Regions from separate parts of the Mus musculus genome. Here region 2 is linked to region 1. Evidence: chromatin loops called from intact Hi-C (ENCODE). Cell type or tissue: left cerebral cortex. All regions are shown on one strand.

Region 1 (8,000 bases):
AACCTGGAGCCAACATCAAAGTAAATGGTGAGAAGCTGGAAGCAATTCCACTAAAATCAGGGACTAGACAAGGCTGCCCACTTTCTCCCTACCTATTCAACATTGTACTTGAAGTCCTAGCCAGAGCAATTCGACAACAAAAGAAGATCAAGGGGATACAAATTTGAAAAGAAGAAGTCAAAATATCACTTTTTGCAGATGATATGATAGTATATATATAATTGACCCTAAAAATTCCACCAGAGAACTCCTAAACCTGATAAACAGCTTCAATGAAGTAGCTGGATGTAAAAGTAACTCAAACAAGTCAATGGCCTTTCTCTACACAAAGAATAAACCGGCTGAGAAAGAAATTAGGGAAACAACACCCTTCTCAATAGTCACAAATAATATAAAATACCTTGGCATGACTCTAAGGAAGTAAAAGATCTCTATGATAAGAACTTCAAGTCTCTGAAGAAAGAAATTAAAGAAGATCTCAGAAGATGGAAAGATCTCCCATGCTCATGGATTGGCAGGATCAATATATAGTAAAAATGGCTATCTTGCCAAAAGCAATCTACAGATTCAATGCAATCCCCATCAAAATTCCAACTCAATTCTTCAACAAATTAGAAAGAGCAATCTGCAAATTCATCTGGAATAACAAAAAACCTAGGATAGCAAAAACTCTTCTCAAGGATAAAAGAACCTCTGGTGGAATCACCATGCTTGATCTAAAGCTTTACTACAGAACAATTGTGATAAAAACTGCATGGTACTGGTATAGCGACAGACAAGTAGACCAATGGAATAGAATTGAAGACCCAGAATGAACCCACACCTATGGTCACTTGATCTTTGACAAGGGAGCTGAAACCATTCAGTGGAAAAAAGACCGAATTTTCAACAAATGGTGCTGGCACAACTGGTGGTTATCACGTAGAAGAATGCGAATTGATCCATTTCTATCTCCTTGTACTAAGGTCAAATCTAGGTGGATCAAGGAACTTCACATAAAACCAGAGACACTGAAACTTATAGAGGAGAAAGTGGGGAAAAGCCTTGAAGATATGGGCACAGGGAAAATATTCCTGAACAGAACAGCAATGGCTTGTGATGTAAGATCTAGAATTGACAAATGGGACCTAATGAAACTCCAAAGTTTCTGCAAGGCAAAAGACACCGTCAATAAGACAAAAAGACCACCAACAGATTGGGAAAGGATCTTTACCTATCCTAAATCAGATAGGGGACTAATATCCAACATATATAAAGAACTCAAGAAGGTGGACTTCAGAAAATCAAATAACCCCATTTTAAAATGGGGCTCAGAACTGAACAAAGAATTCTCACCTGAGAAATACTGAATGGCAGAGAAGCACCTGAAAAAATGTTCAACATCCTTAATCATCAGGGAAATGCAAATCAAAACAACCCTGAGATTCCACCTCACACCAGTCAGAATGGCTAAGATAAAAAATTCTGGTGACAGCAGATGCTGGCGTGGATGTGGAGAAAGAGGAACACTCCTCCATTGTTGGTGGGATTGCAGGCTTGTACAACCACTCTGGAAATCAGTCTGGCAGTTCCTCAGAAAATTGGACATAGTACTACCGAAGGATCCAGCAATACCTCTCCTGGGCATACATCCAGAAGATGCCCCAACTGGTAAGAAGGACACATGCTCCACTATGTTCATAGCAACCTTATTTATAATAGCCAGAAGCTGGAAAGAACCCAGATGCCCCTCAACAGAGGAATGGATACAGAAAATGTGGTACATCTACACAATGGAGTACTACTCAGCTATTAAAAAGAATGAATTTATGAAATTCCTAGCCAAATGGATGGACCTGGAGGGCATCATCCTGAGTGAGGTAACACATTCACAAAGGAACTCACACAATATGTACTCACTGATAAGTGGATATTTGCCCAAAACATAGGATATCCAAGATATAAGATACAATTTCCTAAACACATGAAACTCAAGAAAAATGAAGACTGAAGTGTGGACACTATACCCCTCCTTAGAAGTGGGAACAAAACACCCTTGAAAGGAGGTACAGAGACAAAGTTTGGAGCTGAGATAAAAAGATGGACCATGTAGAGACTGCCACACATGGGTTTATAGAGCAGAGGCCTGGCTATCTTTGAGTCTGTCCAGCAGCTTTTACAGTCTCAGCCTATTCTCGTGCTAGAAAATATCCTTAGAGTGGAAGCCAGTGCATGTGGTTTCTCTTACCTCTCCCTTAGGTTGTCTCCCTTGGGGCACAGTTAAAGGAAGAGTCCTGGATGTTTTGAAAGGCTTTAGGTTTCTAGGGACTAACAGAGCAACCCTGTGGTTGTAAACTACACTGGTATTAGCCAGCTGAGAAAAGGTCCCTGGGAAATCAATGCATCTTGAGACCACATGATTCCTTTTCTTTCTCCCTGACGATACCTATGGAGGCTTCTCACACACACACACACACACACACACACACACACACACACACTACATGTTAGAATTGATCCTGATGACTAGACAAAGTGCTCTCTTACCCACACCTTTTGCTTATTGCTGTTCTGTCCTTTCTAACTCTGCAAATTCTACCTGTTGATGGAAGCTCAATGACACATTTTCAAATGTCACAATTTTAACATTCAGAGAATGTTTTTCCTTATCTCAATAGATATGTTGGATAAGAGTTGTTGATTCACACTCATCATCTTATTATGTTTTTATCAATTGGGGGCTGGGAAATGGCTCAGTGAATAAAATGCTTGCCCTACAAAAATTAGAACCACATAGCATAACCTCTAGTCACAGCACTATGGAGTTAGAAACAAGACAATCCCAGGTACTTGCTAGATGCCAGGCTAGGCAAAATGATAAGACCCCATTTGCTACCTACTGGGTGAACTGGGGCCTGATATGTATCACCTGTAAATCTCTTTTTCATCATTTATAAAATGGTAGATTTTGTCACAGGAGTATAGTAAGAAATGTGTGTGTGTGTGTGTGTGTGTGTGTGTGTGTGTGTGTGTTTGAATTTGAATTTGAATTTGGCAAGTGTTAATGGTGTTAAAGGTGGCATGGTTTCAAGACTACTGCCCTGGCTTTATAACTTTTAAATCTAACTGTTTTTCAAAAGCATAGAATGAAAGGTTCAACAGGCTTTGTCTTCATCTTTGCTCAGCTCTATCTGTCCCTGGAATGCCTGCAGCTTTAGACTCTCACCATGGAAAACATCTCCACCATTCCTGCATTACAACAGACCTTTTCATGGGAGATTATATAATCATTTCTCACCATGAGATTCCTTCTGTGGAGGTGCCCACTCCCTTACTTCTTCACCCACATGCCAAATGCTTGCTGCTTTAATATCTCCTCCTCTGTGTGGCCTGTCTCCAGTCTCCAAAGGGAAGCCTAGCTCTTCTTTGCACTCCCACATGCCTTTTCTAAACTTATACCCCTCACATAGCACTGGAAGGGTCTGCTTGTACCTTATCTGTTTACATCTCTGAATCTTTCTTTTCTTGGAGCATATGAATTTAGAAAGTTCAGGGACAAGTCTGTCATTCTTAAAGATTTTAACAAATGCCCAATATGCTAAAAACAAACCAAACAAACTTGTAAGGTCAGTGTTTCCTTGGCTAATAAAATACATAAGCTCTTAGGAGTCTCAAGGGCATATCCGTCTGAGGTTTTGTTCTGTGTGTGGGTAGGACTGAATGGGAGTCAGGAGGAAGAGTTTCATTCAGCCCCAACATAATATAGTCCTCACTTGATTCACTTTTATAAATGGCAACCATCAGATTCCAAGTTGTGGCTGAGTGACATCTGGCTCTTTTGCAGGCAGTCCCAGCAATAGCATTAATGACTTTGAAGATGGCTTTTGATGTGTAATGTAGTTAAGTTTGTTGTCTCAGTTGTGATATCCTCCTCAGCATCTTCTTACATCTTCCCCTAACGGACTTCTGGCTCAGCTTCTGTGAAATCTGGACACATTTATCCAAATTTGTCCAATGCCCTTCATGGCCGTGACATATCAGTCCTTTAATATATTTTCATCAGCTCCTGGACATTTTTCACACACAGTTGAAGGAACTTCACAGCTATTTTATGTTCTCATAGGCAACTCAAAGGTGAAGGTTTTTGTTGTCTGAGAAAAAAGTTCTTTAGTGCTGAACCAAATTACATTTTCTAAGATGACCACATTTGGGGCTCCTTTTGAAATAGTGCTATATAAAGAAAAAATGCCCCAGTGACTACATATGCTTTGAATTTGAAACCAATATGTAGCGCTTCATTAGCTCCCAGGATGAGCTGTGGAAAGGCAGGCTTGCAACTGCAACAGTCTTTCAGTGACTGAGAAAAATATACACATTTTAATTTTTCCAAGGTATTAAAAACAAAAGCCTCTATCTGAAATTTTATCCTGTTTTAGAAAATCATGAAAGTAATTTAAAATGATTCTGCTTTCTTTTCTTCTCTTTCAACAATGAAGAAATACAAGGCCAAATACAGGCAAAAATGTATAATCTGAGAAATAATAATAATTCACAATGCCTTTTCTTTTCTGTTAATCAGTTACTGTGCGTTCAGAAAACATCAGAATTAATCAAGTACAGTGTATATGTATATATATATGTATAAAATTTAACAATAACATTAGTACTCAAATGGTAAGTCATCTCAGTAAGAAATTATATCAGGTAATCCTCACAATGCAAATAAGTTCCTGGAATCGATAGGATAAAATAAATGATAACTTTATTTTAAAGGCTTTATTACTTCTTAGCATACAAAATAACTACAATGCTCACAATTGAAGAAAAAAATCACGTATCTAGTGTTATGACTTATTGGAGAAATGTTTATGTGTGGAGTCAATGCATTTATCATGTTTAATTGGAAATTAATGAAACAATATTTATATTGCATGTGCTTTTACTTTTTTCATCAGCCATGCCATCTTTAGATGTATTATACCTGTTTAAAATGCTGATGAAAATCATAGATAAAGTGTTATGAAATGTCAAGTGTAAAATCAAAAGGGAGGATGGCTGTCTAAGTATCCACCACTAGCACCTCTTTAGTGAGACCAAGACATGCTCTAGCTCTTCAAAATCTGGCAGTAATTTGTTTAAGGAAGGCTATCCATGGTGCAAAGGTGAATTTCATACACTGTAACTTTCATTTGTTTTTCAGAAGATAACCAAAACAAGAGAGGTCAGAACATAATTGTTCTGGGAATGGTAAATGTTTTCTATTTATTAACTACTTTGATGAGGGAAATTGGGATCTTCCTAAAAGTCATCAAGCCTTTGGCCAAACTCCTCTGTGCCTTGGTTAACAGCACTCCCTTCAATTTCCATAAATATACCAAGGCGTTGTGAAAGGTGCAAACAGCTGCTTTGTCTCCGCATTGTGTGCATAAATGTTCATTGTGAGATGTAAATTGATCAAACTGTGGAAACAAATCATTTAAGGTTTGTGCAGTGATTAATAACAGAAGCCAGTAATCAGAGCTCCCTGCCACCAGCACATCTGGTACAGAGAATTTCTAGTTTGCCCTATTATGCAAATGTGCAATAAAACAAATACATTACTTAATTTAGCAGCTGCTTCAGACACGTTATTTTAGGTGATTTCTTTATGTTTTGTGTACTTTTGCTGTAGATGATGGTTAATGTGAACTAATTCAGTTGTTTATGGAGTGAGGGTTGCCACATCTAAACAAAAAATAAATAAATAAATAAATAACAGCCCTCAGGAAAGTCAGCTTTTGAGAAGACAATGTGGCTATGGTCTCCAAGAGCCAGACACAACAGCAAATTCAATGTCTCAGAAGTGTAAAATCAAAGTTCACTTGATTTCTATGGTACTGAAAATGAAAGAAAATCCACGGCCATTGTTAAAACCTCTTGGATTTAGATTTTGTGTTTGTTGTATATATAGTTTCATACTGAGCAAATATGTGGATCACAAAGGGAAATTTTAGAAAAGAACGTACCACTAAGGGTGAAGGGGTTCAACCAATTTGTCCCAGGCCATAGAACATAGATGGGAATGAAGATCTGATTTCAAAATTCCTTTTCACAATTCTATTATCTTGTCTCTACTCGAAAGTTAAATTTCCACAGCAGAGTAAATAAACAGTAAAGAGTGAATTTCGCAGCACGAGAATTAGAAAAACAACATGTCTAAATACAACCATCCTCCATACAATAATGTTTAAATCAATAACGGACGATATTTAAGGAAGAGGTGCTACAAGACTGTATCTCCCAATAACTGTGGTTGCCTTGGCTTGTGTAACGGCACTCTGCTGGTCACACGAAAACTGAATTATCCCAGAGACAATGGCTATAATTATTCAACTGTACATTCTGCCAAGTACAAAAGACCAGAGTAAGCTGAGAACTCAGACATTAATATTTAGAAAGAAGTAGCAGGGATTTGGAATTCTTAAACGAGGGCAGGCATTTTGGAAATGTGAATCAGTCAACAGAGAGATTGTTTTGATCGTGATTTTACAGAGAAACAGAAAAGTCACATGTATAAATATATTTTCTACAAGGAATATGTTTCTATAACTAAAGCATATGGAAACCCCAGAATCTGTATTATGAGCATCATTCAGGAGACCCAGGAAAGCTTCTACAATAGGTGAAGCCTACAGCCTATATATAAGGAAAACTGGTTCTATCTAGGCATAAAGATGTATGGAAAAGTCCCACTGAGAGTATGAATAGCAGTCTGTTTTACTCTAAATCCAATGACTTAGATGTCAATCTCATTCCAAAATATCCTCCAGACCAACATATAAAATTCAACTTTCACATAAGCCAAATGTGTATTTAATAGGGCAAAAAAATAAATAAATAAACTGTGTCAAAAAAGAATGAAATAATTTTGAAATAACTACATACATAGCATTTCTAACATGGTAACTATCATAGTCAAAGCTAGGACTCTGGAATTTCATTTTTATCTTTCAGTATAGATATCCAGACATGTGCATCGTTATACCACCTCAGTATTTCAGTAATTTGAATTCTTAAAGAGTGGTCTTTGGATCACACTGAAAGTTTCAAGGTATCAACGTGTGTGTGTGTGTGTGTGTGTGTGTGTGTGTGTGTGTGTGTGTGTTTTATTCAGTCTGGAGAAGTCATAATAGAAGTGGATTGAATTCACTCAGCTAGTATCAGGTTTGTCAACAGTAGTCTTACATAAGTGTGGACGATTAAAGTCAGAAGGCTCTTTGCCCTGTTCAACACTCTATTGGTGTAATTTCTTGGCAAGCTGCATAGCTCACTAAGCCACAATTTCCATATCTATAAACTAACGATAATTGAGACTATTTTCCTAGGGCTATCATGAGGATTAAAGGAATTAAAGCATTTGCAACTCTGCACAATGGTTGACATGTGATAACTCAATAAGCATTGTACTTACAATAGCTACAGGAGAAGAAAAGAAGTTGAAGCCAGAGGCATAGTAGTGCTATAAACCAACTCACCCCTACTTCCCATCTTCTACAGTAAGGATTCTTGGTGAGTGAACAACTGAGCTAACACTAGATCATTGAAGGACTATCACAGTTGTCACAATCACTTTGGGAGAGACCTATTTTATAGCACAGAAAAATATTTTTACAGATTAATAATAACAAATATATAGATAAATCCCATAATAAAAATTAGAACTTGAATTGCTATAAAAATTCTTCATATAATTTGGATGTTGAAAGTTCTGTGGATAAACGAAACTATTAACCACTGACTTCAAACCTGAAGGATAATATTATACATATGCAGATTACTTCAATTTATAAAGTTTATTTTCTAATGATGTGGAAGTTTTATAAAATTAAAATATAGGGGATGTTAACATTATCTGTTGCTGAAGTGCTTTTGTGCATTTAAGGACTTTTTACAGTTTATATGCTTGAAGACTGTCATATTTCCTCACAGTTTACAAATGTTCTTGAATATTTTTGTGAAAAAAATCTTTAAAGGCTTGAAAT
Region 2 (8,000 bases), 110 kb after region 1:
TGCCTTCTGAAAGACCCAACAACCAGTTGAGAGAATCAGATGAAGATATTTACACCAAAACAATGTGCAGAAGCTGATGACCCTGTGGTTGAATTAGGAAGAAGCTAAAAGAAGCTGAGGAGAAGGGAGACCCTGTAGGAGGACCAGCAGTCTCAATTAACCTGGAACCTCAAGATTTCTCAGACACTGGACCACCAACCAGGCAGCATATACCAGCTAATATGAGACCTCCTAACACATAGAGCAGAGGACTGCCACGTATGGGTTCAATCAGAGATGATGCACCTAACTCTCAATAAAATGGAGGCTCTAGGAGGTGGGGAGATCTGGTGGGGTGAGGAGTGGGGGCTGGGAACATCCTCTTGGAGACTGCGGGTGGGAGAAGGTATGCGATGTGGAACTGTCAGAGGGAAGACCAGGAGAGGAATAAAATATGGAGTGTAAAAAAAAAAAGATTTAATAATTTTTTTAAAAATTCCTAACATCTCACATTGTTTTACTCCTGTTAACCACTTAAAATAAAGATATGATAACATTAACCATAACTCTAGAATAACAGATGGGAGAACCACTAATATTTCCTTAATATTTCTAATAAGTGTTCATAGAGAGACATGAGTTAAGATTTATACAACCACTACTTTTCTTCTTCATACATTTTTAGATTAAGCATATATTAGTTACTATAGTTATACAGATATGGAGTTCAGATAATAGTGAGACTTCAGTATATATTTTTGAAAATACATTTTTGAAGAAACTAATTCTTCAGGTTGTATATCCTTTTTTATGAGTCAGGATTGGCTCAAAGGTTGCTCTGGAGGAACAAAAGCATTTATTGTCTAAAGTGATATCCTGAGAAAGTAATCTTGAAACTGTAGATACTGAGGGTCACAACATAACCACACTTTGGGGAACTTTTAGCAAAGATAGTGCCAATAGTTCACAGCTAAAAAGACATCTTGGTAACAGAGGGCTCTTAAAACAGCAAGACTTGACTGTTGCAAGGTAGATGAGAAGATAGGTGATCAGAGATACAAGAAACAGATTTAAATGTGGTCTTAAGCTCCTTCCGTGGACAAAAAAGCCCTCTCAACATAGATCTGACTAGGGAAGACATTAAGAGGGCTAGTATGTACTTGCAAAACACCCTTAGTCTTTCTCAGACTTTCCCCTCCACCCAATTTATCAAATGGAATGAGTTATATGTCTGCAAGTTATCATGGCATCTTTACCTATTTGAAGAAAGGTAAGACAGGGGAGATGGGCAAATACTGATAAGAGTTATCAGCTTTTGGACTCAGGGTGATCAAAGATGTGCAGCATGCTATCTTGGGTCCTCCTGCTGATTTTGTTTCTTTTCTTATATCTTCTTTATCTTCTTTTCTTTTCTCCTCCTCTCCTTTTTTCTTCCTTCTCCGTCCCTCTCTCTTTTCTTTCCTCCTTTGTGTGTTTGTTATTGATCAATTCTACCTTGTTTGGGTCTAAGAATATAATTGTTGCTTTAAGGAACTACTCATTCATGATTCTGTCTGGACAGAGTAACCAATGAGTAAGCTAATGTCCCATGTTCAGTCAATTTGAATTACATTCTTGGCATTTAGAAGCATCAAGAGGTATGATGCATCGGCAAAAAGTGTTTGGCACTGAGGAATCCACCCCCTCTAGCACTCTAATGAGAAAATCCTTTAACTTGGTTTGTTTTGAAACAACTCCAGATCCCACTTCTACAGAGTCTACTGCATATTGTTCCTCTTACCAATATAGTAGCTTTTCAATAAATTCCTTATTTGTTTTTAGTAGAAATATAAGCTTCCCCTGTTCATAAGGAGCTTAACCCTCTTCAATATATTACTCAATACACTGAACCCTTTCTACTGAGAGGGAGGTTAAGGAATTAAAGAAATCCTGAAAATCTGAGACACCTGCATTTTGAAGTAGATTGGGGAAAATAAATGGTCAGAGTACCAGGTTTGACTAATTTAACAACAAATAAAATTCAATGTAATTGAGAGTTTATGGAATCTTATTTGTGGCAGCTATGTTCTAAAGAGATTTGCCATCAAAGTAAAATGACTCTGTGCAACATGAGGGCTTCTTAACAATGGTCCACATTCCCCTATTTATGACTCCGAGTGATGCTACAGGCAGATTAGGTTGCCTCATGTGTAATACCCAGAATTTCCTTTCAACTCCTTATCTGGTTCTTATACAAGAGGATCCCATTATCTTCCACTCTTTTCTCAGCCATGTCTACAAGTCATTTATTATATTGTACCAATTCCTGAAACTTAGCAAATTCTTGAAAAGAAAGATTTAATCTCCTCAGGAGAAGCTAGGAGAGATTTATGGACGCCTATTCTTAACATGTCAGAATGTGGCTTAGATGCTAAATTTACTGGGCCCGCCTACATAGCTGAATGTTTCTGTGACTCTGCTGGAAATAATAGCTTTAGGAAGCATCCAGAAGCATTTGAGAAAATATTTGAGAAGAGACAGACTTGCAGGTTTTACAAGGATTTCTTGTTTTGTAAAAGAACATTACATTTTAAGGAGCTCATTAAGTTGTTTTCTCTTATGTTTGACCCCAAATTAGAGATTAAATTTTTTAATTTTCTCTTCCAAAATCATCTGCAAGATAGTAGTAATGAGCTTCTGAGTTTTCAAATGCCACACACAATGAAAACATTAATTCCTAAGTAGTAGTGTGGAACGAATTGAATTCTGTTAGGTAGCCTTTACGGTTCTCATTTTGCCCCGTGTTTAAAAATTGTGGGTAATTTAAAAAGAAATGCTCATGTAAGTGAGCCAGTAGAAATATCTTAATCATGGAACAAAAGGCTAAAAGCCCAATTATGTTATATATTGTGTATTTTTCTCTATTAACACTTTGTTCACCTGTTCAGAATCTTTACTCACTAAGGTTCTTACAAATGTGTTGGTTTTTCTTCCCTCTTTTATAAAAGAGAATGGCACTCTGTTACTCAAATATGTTCCCCCTTGTCTTCTGAGACTCTAGTCAGCTTGTCCTAGCAGAAGGAATAGGTAATGAAATTCTCTCCAAGTAGGTATAGATGTATCAATCACTTTAAGTAGAAACAATCATTCCTCAAACCATTTGGAGCCAGCATCTCTGAGCACAGAAACAGCACCAGTGCTTTTTCTCCTGTTAAAAAAACATCTTTTCCATGTGATGCTTAAGATTTGCCACCCACCCATAAGCCAGAGAGGTCAAGACAAGCAGATTTCCTGATAGTGTTTGAGGGACTGATAAGGAAAGTGCTCTGTAATCTGGGCTTAAAGTTGACTGAAGATTGGAACCTCAAAGAGGAGGGGGCAAGGCAGAGCCCTGCTGCAATCCTCACGGCGTTCCCCAATCTCTGCTCAGGTTAGGTTTGAAGACACAAAAGATTCATGTTCCTTTTCCATGTTGTGAAGATGCAGTTTTAGGTAACCTAGCATCACCTACACAATTCATTTTTTTTCTCCCTCCTACATAACAGAATGATTTTAAATTTGCGATGCTATCTTTTTCTCCAGAATCATAACATGTGTTCAGCCTTTGTCTTGGTATTTTAGTATTTTTAGGAAACACTTGGTATTTAGGCAGTTTTTTAGGAAACTAACACCAGAAGAAGACATGTAAAGTAAGGCATTTATTGCAACCACCTCCACCCAGCATGCCTCCTTAGCCATCTCAAACCTTAAAGCCCGGGTATTGGAGAGCTGAGGGTGAAAGCACACTGCAGATGAACTACAGAACCCTTACATTTACATGGCGCACTCTACTCACAGGGAGGCACTGCAGTCTTCCCAGGGCCTTGCTGTTGGGCAGCAGAGCAACTCTCACTTCCCGTCCCCAGATACAGAGCAGCATCAATGTAGAAATATTAAAGAGGAAATTAATAATTTATTTCAAAAATTCATTTGCAGCTGCACTTCAGTGAATTAATTACTTTTTCTTTCTCCTCTTATTCATTCCTCTCTCTTGCTAATGATCAAGTTGTAAGTCGTGGATGTAAGTGGTATTGGAGGAGGTGGGAGGTTTGTGGGACAGAGCAGGAAGCAAAGGGAAGATATGCTTTTATGTGTGTGTCCCATGGGACCTGATAAGTGAATACGGAATGCTTAAGCTTACTTTGTCATCTTTCTTTGCCCTAAAAGTAATAGGGAAACATATATACTGCATCACAGGTCCCACTTAGCATTTTAGAGGAGCAAAAAAGTTAAAATCCAGCAAGCAAAATATATGTTATTTAAAAAGATTAATCTGCTGTTTACTTCTGCAACATCTATGCAATTAACTTTCTTATATGCTCATTAGTGTAGCCACACAGAGAAAGCAATTGTATAAATTTGCTTAAGTATTAAATGGAGCTCTTCCATTAACGTCTATAAAGTTTGGAGGAAGGTACTCTAATTTTTTGCATGAACTTTGCTTCTTACAGATTTGGCAGATGACTCTAAGGTGATGAAATGATAAAGTTCAAATTCATGGCCATTTTAAGGATTTTTCTAATTGAAAAGAGAAAATTGAGTAAAAGCAGTTTTATTGGTCACACCACAGACTGAGGAAAGCACATGATGTCTTGCATATTCAATAACATTCTGCAGATACTGAGGCTGTTCCCATCATGGCAGTTCAAGTTGCCGTTTAAGGGAAAGCAAAACGTAGTGTTTATTAAACACCTTTTTCTAATCAGCCATGGAATGGAAGAAAAGACCATTGTATTAATGAGATATTGAAAAACAAATGAATGTAGAAACAAATACCAATTTTTTCCCTCTAATAATCTTGTTGCTCTGTCCCAGAAGCTGTAGTCATTTGAGCACCAAATGAGCCTCTCTAGGATAAACAGCTTCTCTGTGTCCAACTGAATCTTCTGGTACATGAATCCACAGAATGGGAGTAATGTTAAGAAGGAATCAGAAAGGAATGAGTGTTTAATTTTATTCCAAAGACCAGAGACAGAGAGAGGAGAAAGAATACAGAAGAAGGATATAAAGGGTGCTGATGGTGTTGGGGGGGGGGGCAGGTATTCATCTGTCCTATGTAGTACTCATTATTGCCAAGAGAGCCTTGTGACTATGTGGTGAGACTCCATTTAGTATGCATGGCTATGCTGTCCCCAAGACAATAATGAAGAGGCATTTGCTTCAGCTTGCATATGACTTGACATGATCAGACACAGTTTCTTTAGTTGATTTTAAATCAGTTTCCTGAAGGTGGGGGTGGTATCACTCCATCTAAAGGAATAGGCAACGTTGTCTCCCCTTGGATAGTGAAACCAAAGTGTTTGTGACTATGTCTTTCTCTGCCACAGACACTGAAAATGGATCTTAAAATACCATCACAGCATTTCATGTGTGATGTATATAGACACAACCAGATGATTTATCTAGATAGAAATGACTTTCTCCTTCAATACTGAAACCTCCTCATATCTTATGAATTCACAATTATACCATAAGTCCTGTGTAGTCTGAGGTTAATGTTTACACATGATCTAAAGGAGAAACATATTCAATAATATTAAGTCACTAATGGCGTGCATTAATTTCATATACCAGTACAGTTCTATTGGCCATGAATGTACTCTTTACATCTCTCACTTAAAAGACCTTATGTGAAACTGTTCATCACGTCCTGAAGAGTGTGCAAGCCTCTACCTGGGGTATAGTGCCACTGTCCCTTAAAGGTCTTGCAATATAATTTGATAATTTAATGAAAACTGTCTAGCTATTCCACATTGTCTGTGTGAAAATAAGTAGTTTTACCTGTAGTAATCGATGAAAACTTTTCCCTCAATGTCTCCTGATAAGGAACTATACCAGTAGCTGGAGATTCAGTGGTCATCTTTCCTTCCTCATTTCTTCAGCAAGACCACTTAGGGCTCTTTAATGATCCGCTTTAGGGAACTTATGCTTATGAAAAACAACCCTGTCTGTTCTGTGCATTTAAAGTTTGTCTCCTGCCAGATTCTACTTGTTCTGAAAGCTGCCTGAGGTTTTTAACTACCTAGTACTGCCCCCATGTGGGCCACAGGAGACACTGGTACAAGAAGTTACCTCCATTCCATTTTCTACATCACCAGAGGAAAGTAAAAGACTTGGTTTTAGAAATAATTTCTTCCCTTCCCACTGATTTGAATTCCCACGTGAACTAGAACTGTTTTCTAGTCTCAAAGTGAATCCAAAAATGTAGCTAGATTGTATATACGGGGAAAAAAACAAAACAAAACAAAACAGGAGAGAGGATAGGAAAAAATCTAGGCCAGTGTTAACTCCCATATGGGATTCTTGATTTCTTTTTTCTACCCAGAAGGTCAAAGCCCTGCAGAATTGGTATGCAGATCACATCCACAGCAAGTGCAGTTCCAGACTAGGAGATGTGCTAATTGGCTCACCTGCCTGAAGAACCAGGGTACCAGTCAGCTGCCACGCAGTCTCTGAGGGAAGCAGGCTTAATGCAGGACAAAATGTTCTCGACACTGCACTGTCTCCCATGACTGTTTCTTGCAAGCAGTCTGGACAAATACAGTGGTGACTGGAGAAGGTTCATAATTATTCCCGGTTTATAGGCTAATATGTACATTAGGGATTTTGAATGCTATTTGATTCAGAAGAAATTAAAATTAAAGCCATCTACCCTTCAGGCTTTTTTTTTTTTTTAATTGTGTCTCTACAGTATTCCGAAGAGTATTTTGTATAGTATACTGCCTAAGAAGAACGTAGGTTTTTGGCAGCCATATTAACGCCCTTTGAGCTTGTTTCAGCATTAAAAACATGACTAAGGCTACGTCTCTCACTGGACAGTGCTGTACAAGAAACAGCCATGTTACAGATATGCATGTAATCCCTTCAACTACTGCCTCAGGAAAGCAACTCACTATTGCTTATTACCAAGACAGTTTCTGGAAATAAGGAATGTTTCTGAAAAGAAAGACAATCTCTAGTTAGCTAGCTATGGCTTTGTTCTAACCAGGATCGAGATTCTCGGGGCTCCCTTTGATAAGGAGCTTAGCTCTTTCTGAATCCTACAGTCAGAGGTAATGGGAACAGAAACAGATGACAGCTTTCCTCAGTTTGTTTATTAAACCCGATAACTTACCCTGGCTAATGAGGTAGAGGCTTTGCATGTTTCCCTTGCCTAATGTGACTCATTAAATGTACAATTATTAAATATCCTGATAATTGTGGTAGTCATGATAATGGAAATGATAGCCATGTGATGACATTGATGAAGGAAGAGAGCATTCTTAAGTAGAGATCTGGTTTGCTGAGGCAAATCCAAGAAAGTCAAGAATGTCCTTAGGAATGTACAGAATGTATACAACTAAGTATTCCTTTGTTATATAATTCTAATAAAATAAGATGTAATAACTGAGACCATCCGAATACACAAACAACAACAACAAATTCCTATGCAACAAGAACACCTTGGGTGACATCAGCTTGGGTTTCATCCTGAAACTAGCAGAGAAATAGTCTTAATGTTTTAATTCATGCTCTCTCTCTCTCTCTCTCTCTCTCTCTCTCTCTCACACACACACACACACACACACACACACACACACACACACACACGCACACACAGAGGTACACAGCTCTAAAAGTTTTATTTTAACTTTCTCTTTTATTTTCTCCAAGTTTGGAGCAGGATGAGAAGCAAGATGTGACCATGGAGGAGAATTTAAAGAAACTGGTAAATCTAACAAGAATATGATAATAATCAGTTTGATTCTTTGATAAGAATTTGAATAGTCAGCTCATCTTATCTCTAAGTTCTGCAAAATACTCAGAACTTTTCATGTCTGTCATGTCCCTCATTACAATTGAGCTTAATAAAATCAAAATAAACCTTTGATAAAAAGCAGGATTCACAGTTGTATTATACAGTATTCTTCTGTTTGCATCTGCTTGATCAGCAGTAGACATACCACAAATAAAAATACCTTTCACACAGATTCTATTTTCTCTAGACAGTAAGTCTATGTAGA

Evidence for each region. Peaks named below come from ENCODE experiments on the same cell type or tissue, not always from the same donor. Only the 100,000 strongest peaks of a DNase experiment are listed, where the experiment ranks them.
Region 2: a loop joins it to region 1, with 10 times the contacts of the local background. A loop is called at or near these places in 3 of 42 quality-filtered maps.

What each region holds. Positions count from the first base shown.
Region 1 is chr12:46,036,141-46,044,140 of GRCm38, reverse strand. The region is part of intron 2 of Gm33811 (a long non-coding RNA gene); the gene reads right to left. Among named protein-coding and RNA genes, the nearest start is that of Gm24948, 56 kb to the right of the region's middle. In left cerebral cortex, no CTCF peak of the experiment used is centred here; DNase peaks (open chromatin) are centred at 3,330 and 3,692; H3K27ac peaks cover 1,281 bases.
Region 2 is chr12:45,927,981-45,935,980 of GRCm38, reverse strand. No RefSeq gene overlaps it. Among named protein-coding and RNA genes, the nearest start is that of Gm33811, 39 kb to the left of the region's middle. In left cerebral cortex, a CTCF peak has its summit at 6,039 (motif pointing left); DNase peaks (open chromatin) are centred at 3,645, 5,207, 6,014, 6,347 and 3 more places; H3K27ac peaks cover 2,589 bases.